Regions from separate parts of the Homo sapiens genome. Here region 2 is linked to region 1. A link is an interaction called in ENCODE POLR2A ChIA-PET data of the cell type or tissue named here. Cell type or tissue: OCI-LY7. All regions are shown on one strand. Each heading gives the region's core, and the rest is flanking DNA. Links, peaks and the distances in the headings are about the cores only. Region 1 overlaps MMP20 (matrix metallopeptidase 20). Region 2 overlaps TMEM123 (transmembrane protein 123).

Region 1 (4,402 bases), core at 215-4,214:
GTGAAGAGATGAGCATGAATGAACCACTCAGATTATACAGATGTACATAGCCTCATGAACAGAGAAAATAATAAAATGTAGTGAAATAAGAGGCAATATGTTATTACCTTTATTTTTAATATAATTTAATATAATTTATTATATTAATGTAATTATTTAATATAATGTATTTAATATAATTTAATGTAATTTATTAAATAATTATACCTATTAAATAATATAACATATAATAATAAATAACGTATTTTATTTATTATTATAAAATAATGTTTTAATAATATATTATTAATAAATAGTATTTTATTTATTACTACAAAAATATATTTTAATAATAAATATAAATATGAAATAATATACTTATTTAATATAATTTATTTAATATAATATAATTTAATTTATTTAATGTAATGTAATATGATTTATTTAATAGTAAATTTACATAATTTAACAATGGCTGTCTTAGCAACCAGCTCACAAAATTCTTGGGAGCTTAACAAGTGGCTGCAAAATTCCTGACATTTTAAGGATTGGCTTCTGTGAGCTATTAGGCGGCAGCTCTACCATACCACTGCTTAGACTATTGCACGAGTCCAGCCTTTCCCCATCTCCAGTTATCATCTAGATGTGCTCATCCTAAAAGGGAAATCTGATCCTGGTCCTGGCCTGGCTCTCCACCGCCCTGGGGATAAAGTCCAAACTCCTTGACATCACGCTCTAGTTGCCCTTCAGGCTGCCCCTCCAGCTCATTTCCTGCCATTGCCCTTCCTGCACCCTCTGCTGCAGCCGCATGCACTAGGCACTTGTGGTGGGAATGCTGCCCATCAACATGCCAGTCTGTCCACTCTCTGCTGCTATATGCTTGGTCTGGTTTTCTCCTTAGAAAACTCCTTACATGTGCAAGGCCTGGGGCAGGACCACAAAGAGTGGAGTCCACTCTTCTTTTCTGACCTGCACCCATCTGTCATGCATGAGGCCCACGCAGGCAGGCACCATCCACCCCTACCTCAGGCTGAGGGGCAGGTACCATACATAGTTTGCCCTTGGTTGGACCAACCTGGGGAGGAAGTCTGCGCTGGCTCCCAGAATCAGGTCTGGCTGTGGGAGAGGGAATTCCAGACTCCGTACCCTGAGCACAGCAGGGAGGGACAGAGGTTCTGGTTGGGTGTGTCCCCTTGGTTTATAAGGGATGAAGCCAGAGGATTAGGGGAGGGAAGAAAGAGGGCAGGGAAGGAGTGAGGGGAGCTTGGGGCTAAGAGTGGAACTGCTTCTGCTTTGCCTTCGAATCAGGCTCAGATGTTACTGCTGGTCCCTGGGCCACTTGGTAGCTCTGTCCATGTGAACTGTGGTCCCACAGTTCACTGCTTAGAGCTATGCTTTTGCACTTTTCACACAGAGCTACAGCTGTCTGTTTGCATGTCTGTCTCTCCTTAAAGGACTGTGAGTTCCCTAAGGTCAAGAAAGTTGACCTGTTCACCTTTATAACCCTCAAATGGAATGCATTTCTTGAATCATCAATAAAAGATTTTTGGAATCAATGAAATAAATTACTTTATTAGTAGGTTATTTTTTTCTTTCTCATTAAGCAGGTTGTTTTAAGAAAACTGGTTTGTACTGCCAGGTCATTAATCCTAGACTAGATTAAAGATAATTGTGTTGTTTCTAGCTGGTAAAATTGTTTGGAATGCCTAAAATAGCCAGTCATTATGATAATCCTAAAACCGTATTTTCTGGTGAATTGCCCATTGTCATTGCCTGACGGATGGATGTAAAAAGTTCTTATTCTTATGGTTGTGAGGTGTCAGGATTTTTATACGGATGAGAAGGAAAATATTTTTTCAAGAAAAGGGAAAAAGAGAGAGGTGGTGTTTTTCTCTGAATTTGGAAAGACTTGATCTCATTACCTGTATGTCAAAGTATTTTTTTTCCATTTGGGTTCACCAGGGAAGAGGCGATAATTGGCCACATCAGGAACTCCACAGCGAGGCTTCTTGATCACGTTCATTGTGGTCTGGTCTAACTTCCCGGTGACTTGGAGGCCAAAGAACGCTTGTAGCTCCTTAATCTTCCTTATCATGGAATTGCTTCCTCTTGCAACCATCTCACCAATCTGGTGTCCTTCTTTATTTGTGTAATATTTGTCAAGATACGCCTGAAATGGAGAGGCAGGCTGACGCGTCTACAGCGTAGTCTGGGAAATACTCATGCTCAGGTAAGGCAGGGGACAGCATTCCTGATGTATTAAAAGCAGTGTGTAGAGTATTTTCCCATTTATGAAAAAAGTAGACATATTTGTTTACATAAAGCTTAGCTATACTCCAAATTATTAACGATGATTGGTTTTGGGTAGTGGGGATTATAGATTATTTAATTATTTCCTTTTGTCCACCTGCATTTTATAGTTTTTCTACAATGCAATGAATATAACAAATACGCCTTTTTGCTTCTAATTTTTTTAAAAGAAAAAAATTCAGGGAAGGAAGCTGATGTGAACATTATTTCCATGGATCACTTATTTGTCACTGAAGTTCTTTACCCAATTTGCAAAACAAAGGCTATCTGGTTTCTTTGGTAAACAGTTATTGGTATCATCTTTCCATTGTACATAATGCAAGATCAGTATGCTTTTAACTCTTAAAGGCATTGTATTCCAGCCTCTCACACTTTACAAAGGCAGAGGGTCCACCTTTTTTTCAGCTGAGGATTTTAATGAGTTCAGATGTGTTTAGTATGTGGGCTGGATTTTGTTTCCATGAGACAACTTTCCTAGGCAAGGCTCTTTGTCTCTTGAAGCAAATAAAATAAGCCATAAATTATAAGGCTTTCATTTGCACAAAAAGACATAAAGCCCCTCAGTATATATTGTTCAAAACACTTTTCTATGACTCAGGGCTGGGATTAGGGTAAAACGAGTGATGCAGGGGCATGCAAATACAGGGTTGAGGCCTGCCTTTGGCTCAGGAATTTCACCTACTCAGCTGATTTTAGGAAAATAACCAAAGAGCAGCTAAGGGTTCAGTCCTCCTTTCATGTCCATGGGGGAATTGGTCCCAGGACCTCTCTCAGATACCTAAATCCACAGATGCTCAAGTCTCTGATATAAAATGGCATAATATTTGCATACAACTTAAGTACAGCCTCCTGTATGCTTTAAATCATCTCTAAATTACTTATAATATGTACTATAATATAAATGCTATGTAAATAGTTGTTATACTGTATTGTTTAGGGAAAAGCTACAAAAAAAATGTCTGTTTTGAACATGTCTTCCCTGAAACAGATGCAACCGTCGATTTTTTCCTGAATATTTTCAATCCACAATTGTTTGATTCCATGTGTACAGATCCCATGGATACAGAGCACTGATTGTATTTAATTATATACAATTTTATATTTATATAGTATAGACATGTTTATTTATTAGATATAAATTACATATTATTAGCCTATATATTAACCATATATTACCACATATAAACTATGCAAATTGTTTACTTACATATTATACACACATATTTTTAACATATATATAAAGATAATAAGTAATTGGGAGTAACCTTAATGTCTGATGTCAGGGGATTTATTATATATATTATCCTATATTTATATGAGACAGTACTAGGCCTCTACTAAGATCAGTTTTGAAAAATAAATATTTAATGGTATGAAAGAATGCTCTTTATGTAATGGCAATATACTGAGAAAAGAAGAGGAGAAATCTTTATAAGGTTATAATAATAATTTTCTGAATAAATCATACATATACACGCATATACACACACGCACACACATACAATAATAAAAGGAAGTCTGCCTGAATATTAATGTTGATTATGTCTGGGTAATGAAATTACAGATGACTTAATTTATTCTTTATTCCTTCCTATATTCCAAAAGTTTTTACAATGAGCATGAACCATTACTGCTGGGGAAAAAATAAAAAGGAGTAAGTATCACTCATGTTTGGAGAGGGTACGCTATTTTTTCACTGCAGGATCAGCTGATCCTTTACTCCCTGCCCTTCCTGTGAGAGAAGATCGCTTTCCCCATTGTTGTCCCTTGTAAAAACCTTAGGTGAGATGAGAAGCCAAGAGGAGGAAAAGGGAGAGGGAACATGGGGTGCCCAGGCTCTGAAACCTAGCCTAGGTGTTCTGAAACAAAGCTGCGACTATTTGGTTCCATTCCGTCTCTAGTTAGACCACCTTAAGTATTGATGTTTCTCATCTTTTTTTTTTTGCAAATGAGGTTGATGGGATGAATTGTTCCTGTCTGTGCAAGTTGATGCTGTGATAATGCAATGCTTGTGGTAATGTCTGAATTATACTCCTCAGGGTTAAGCTCCATGTATAAGACCAGGTCCTCTGTGTCTCTGAGATCATTGATTTCAAATATTTTGTTCTCCTGT
Region 2 (4,402 bases), core at 216-4,215, 190 kb before region 1:
CTCCAGCCTGGGTGACAGAGCAAGACCTTGTCTCAAAAAAAAAAAGAAACTCAGTAAGCGAGGGGAGTCAGGGCACAGAAGACCCTGAGTTTCATTCTAAGAGTTCAAATTTGATTTATATAGATAAGACTATTTACCTGGCACAGAAAAGGGAGCGGGTCAAAGCTTGTAGATATGGGTCCTCAAGCCACTACAGCCAGAATGAATGTTCCCTCCAGAACACCCAATGCTGTACTGATTGCATGCTCACTGAGCAAGTTTTTCAGAAGCACACTCTTGGTCAAAGACAAAAATATGTTTTTATTTGGTGTTTCCAGGAAACACTAGAGGCAGAAAACCTGTTTGTTGAAAATACAGAAGCAAGAATGAAGAATATCCTAATTTGTATCCATTTCTATTCTCAAGATGATAGCATATGTGTCTAATATCTGTCAATCAAATACTTGTGATCTCCAAGCAGCACCCAGGAATATCAGAAAGAAACAGAGGCTTTTACGCCAACCAGTTCTGTGCTGAAATTGTGGCACAGTCATCTTCTGTGTAGCTCTTTTTTCATCTCTAAAATAGCTAAAATAACACTTAACTCATATGGTTATTGTATGGAATGTAAGAACAAGGATGAAACACCTTGAACAACAACGCTTGGCAACAGCATCATGCTCAACAGATGGTTACGGTCCACTGTTATGAACACGAGCAGTATCATTTTATAACAGGTTATGTGCAAATAATAAAGATGGTTGGCTTGGACCTTCTTTTGAGCATAGACCCATTTCCTTCCCCCTCACCACTGTTCATGTTGTGTCCTCCAATGATACTGATAAAAAGCATTGTCTGTTTTTCGTTTGTCCATCTATCAATGCCACATCCACTCAGACCTAGGTCAAGCACTGTTTCCTCCAGGATTGTTTTTTTTTTTTTCTTTTTTCTTTTTTTTTTTTTTTTTGAGGCAAGGTCTCACTCTGTTGCCCAGGCTAGAAGTGCAGTGGCATGGTTGCAGCTCACTGTAGCCTCAACCTCCCAGGCTCAGTTGATCCTCCCACTTCACCCACCCGAGAAGCTGAGGCTACAGGCATGTGCCACCACACCTAGCTAATTTTTGTATTTTTTGTGGAGACAGGTTTCCCCATGTTGTGCAGGCTGGTCTTAACTCCTGGAGTCAAGCAATCTGCCTCCCAAAGAGCTGGAATTACAGGCATGAGCCATTGTGCCCGGCCCTCGAGATTTTCCTAACTGAAAGTAAGCTCTCCCTCTTCTGAGTGCTCACTTACATTATCTGCACCTTTATTATTGTACTTAGCATACTGGCCTTTTACTATAGTTATTTTTGTTCTTATTAACTTTCCAATTAAATTTTAAGCACCTCATGGTGATATTTATGTCATGTCTCTGTAGCTCCCCCAGTACCTGGCACAGTGCCCAACACATAGAATGTACAAATGAACATTTGTTGAGTGGCTATAATGAAATATCAGTCTTAGGTAACAGAATTTCCTCTAAATATCAAAAGGAAGGTCAGCTGGATTTTGGCAGCTTTGCTTTTGAGTCTAAATAACCATAGTATCCTATCAGAACTCTTGACTTTGCCATTCCTGACCACTGTGTTTAGATCGTTCTTAACAATAATAACAGTTAACACATCCATAGCACTTATGTGCCAGGCACTGTTCTGAATGCTTACCTACATTAACTCATTTAATCCTCACAACAACTTTAGGAAGCAGTAATAGAAGGGAGCCGATGCAGACAGCACTTTTACGCCCGCATCACAATTCATTTCCCTCTATATTTATTATCTTTTTTTTTTTTTTTAAGTGATGGTGTCTCGCTCTGTCTCCCAGCCTGGAGTAGATGTGGGTCCTCAAGGAGAACTGCTTTGAGCTAACTAGTAGACTTACAAAGTGCTCATCGTAAAAGATTTTACAAACAAAACAAAAAGCTTAAAACCCTTGAGTGGAAAGTTATCTAAGAGCAATTTCTTTACAATAATTTTCCCTGCTTAAAGAGGCTGCTATGTAAGTTTTAGCTACTGCAAAGAAGTTAGAAAAATTACCTTTGACTTCAAAAAGTTTACAACCAAGTAAGGTATGCAAAGATCTTTGGTGTCCCTTTGTTGCTGCTGTTTAACAATGAAAGCAAATTTACTTACTAGAAGACAAAGATACAGATTGAATAAACTCATGGCTTAATGTTTTTAAAGTAGTTCCCCCCCCCCCCCCATTTATTGCTCAAAATCCACAACTGGCTATTCAGTTGATAAAAAGTTTTGTGTCTGGGTATATATATCAGTTATTTGAAGTTCTATAGTTGGGATATTGCCAAACCAAATTGAAGTTTTCTAACTATAAATGTATTACTGTCTATTACAGGAGAGAACTCTGAGATTAAGTTGCAGGGTTTTTTGTTTTGCGGGTTTTTTTTTTTTTGCTGGTTCTCTTTTTCACAATCTAGTCTGTGGCTGGAACACACTATACATATCTTTATCCTCCATATCTAGCTAGCTCACTGACAAACATTGTTGTTCAAACACAGTTGGCTTTTGTTTAGTTTCTTAAACAATACATGCCTTTTAATATCAAATGGCACCATGCAATCCTACCACACTTACATGAACTCGATCAGTCTTCAGTCTTAACTTGTTCCTTGAGCTTTTTGTTGACTGAATTTCACAAAAGAGGACCCAGGTCTCTGCTGAAGTAGCACATGCCCAAGGACTATGAGGAACAAGGGGAGAAGGCAGAAGTGGAAGAGAAGGCAGAAGTGGGAGAGAAGAAATAGGGAGGGTATAAATTCTTTTTTTTTTTTTTTTTTGGAGACAGAGTCTCACTCTGTCGCCCAGGCTGGAGTGCAGTGGCACAATCTCAGCTCACTGCAACAGGGAGGCTATAAATTCTACGGAAATGGCTGGGTGCGGTGGCTGATGTCTGTAATCCCAGCACTTCGGGAGGCTGAGGCAGGTGGATCACGAGGTCAGCATTTCGAGACCAGCCTGGCCAATACGGTGAAACCCTGTCTCTACTAAAAAACACACAAATTAGCCAGGCGTGGTGGTACACACCTGTAGTCCCAGCTACTAGGGAGGCTGAGGCAGGAGAATCACTGGAACCCGGGAGGCAGAGGTTGCAGTGAGCCGAGATCGCGCCACTGCACTCCAGCCTGGGCAACAGAGCAAGACTCTGTTTCAATTAAAAAAAAAAAAATTCTACAGAAATAGAATGAAAATGTAAACATTCTACCAGTTCATTTAGGAAGACAAAGAATATTTACTCTGAGATTCAGAAAAGAATATACATATCTTATAAAAATTATCACAATAATCTTCTGGCAAGACACTCTTCCTCAATGAGGATATAAACTTGCTGGAAGGAAAAATGAGATGCTGATAAAAAAAAGTGATTTAACCAGGCCATGCATGGAGTCTAGAGAGGTCTGAATTGTCCCTTCCTCACCCTTCCTGGGAGTGTGAGTCTATCGTTATTTACTATTAGCTAAGAAGAAAAAAACAAGAGTACATTAATTTAAAAGGTTTTTCTTAGTTTAGGATGTTGATATTTCAGATCTAACTTCAATTTTTTATCCTGAATATATTATTACGTTACTACTGCAATATAATCTTAACCTATATTCTTCACAATTTAAAAAAAGTCATTTTATTTTATTTTTTTGAGATGGAGTCTCACTCTGTCACCCAGGCTGGAGTACAGTGGCACAATCTCAGCTCACTGCAACCTCCACCTCCAGGGTTTAAGCAATTCTCCTGCCTCAGCCTCCCAAGTAGCTGGGATTACAGGTGCCTGCCACCACACCCAGCTTTTTTTTTTTTTTATTTTTTAGTAGAGACGGGGTTTTGCCATGTTGGCCAGGCTGCTCTCGAACTCCTGACCCCAGGTGATCCACCCAGCTTGGCCTCGCAAAGTGCTGGGATTACAGGTGTAAGCCAGTGTGCCCGGCCCCCCCAAAAAAAAAAAGTCATTTTAAAGAAGTGTTTTTTCCCCTAGATTACTTTATCCCATATCACAAATTAAATGGCCATCTGGACAATTACTTTATAAAGCTAACTGAAAAAGATATTCTGAGATCCTCAGGAAATGATCCATCTCCAATTTAAGTGGTACATTTTTGCTGCAGCTCATCAAGAATAGGCTATAACTCTGACAAGAGCAGATGTTTCTGAAGAGAAAGGAGACTAGTAACTACTGGCCACCAAGTCTGGCCAGGGAAAATCATTACCACTGACTGTGGCTATGTGGCCAGTAGAATGAACATCTGTTCTTTTTTCCCTGCCCAGCTCCTGTTCCACTCTTCCTTCAGGCAAACACCCTTCGCTCACCCCCTGGGGTCTGGAGGGACTACGAGTGGGTAGGCACGAGATTCAAACCAGGTCAATCAGCCTCTCGCAGGA

What was found. Peaks named below come from ENCODE experiments on the same cell type or tissue, not always from the same donor. Only the 100,000 strongest peaks of a DNase experiment are listed, where the experiment ranks them.
Region 2: POLR2A ChIA-PET joins it to region 1 with 6 read pairs; 2 of 35 experiments call an interaction of 5 or more read pairs at or near these places.

What each region holds. Positions count from the first base shown.
Region 1 is chr11:102,614,911-102,619,312 of GRCh38, forward strand. It overlaps MMP20 (matrix metallopeptidase 20), which reads right to left. Exons shown (of 10, transcript NM_004771.4): 2 at 1,902-2,149. Among named protein-coding and RNA genes, the nearest start is that of MMP20, 8.2 kb to the right of the region's middle. RefSeq lists enhancers at 400-901, 902-1,401. In OCI-LY7, for the core only: no CTCF peak of the experiment used is centred there; no DNase peak of the experiment used is centred there.
Region 2 is chr11:102,424,655-102,429,056 of GRCh38, forward strand. All of the region lies in intron 2 of TMEM123 (transmembrane protein 123), which reads right to left. Among named protein-coding and RNA genes, the nearest start is that of TMEM123, 26 kb to the right of the region's middle. RefSeq lists a silencer at 4,304-4,402. In OCI-LY7, for the core only: no CTCF peak of the experiment used is centred there; no DNase peak of the experiment used is centred there; H3K4me3 peaks cover 253 bases; H3K27ac peaks cover 893 bases.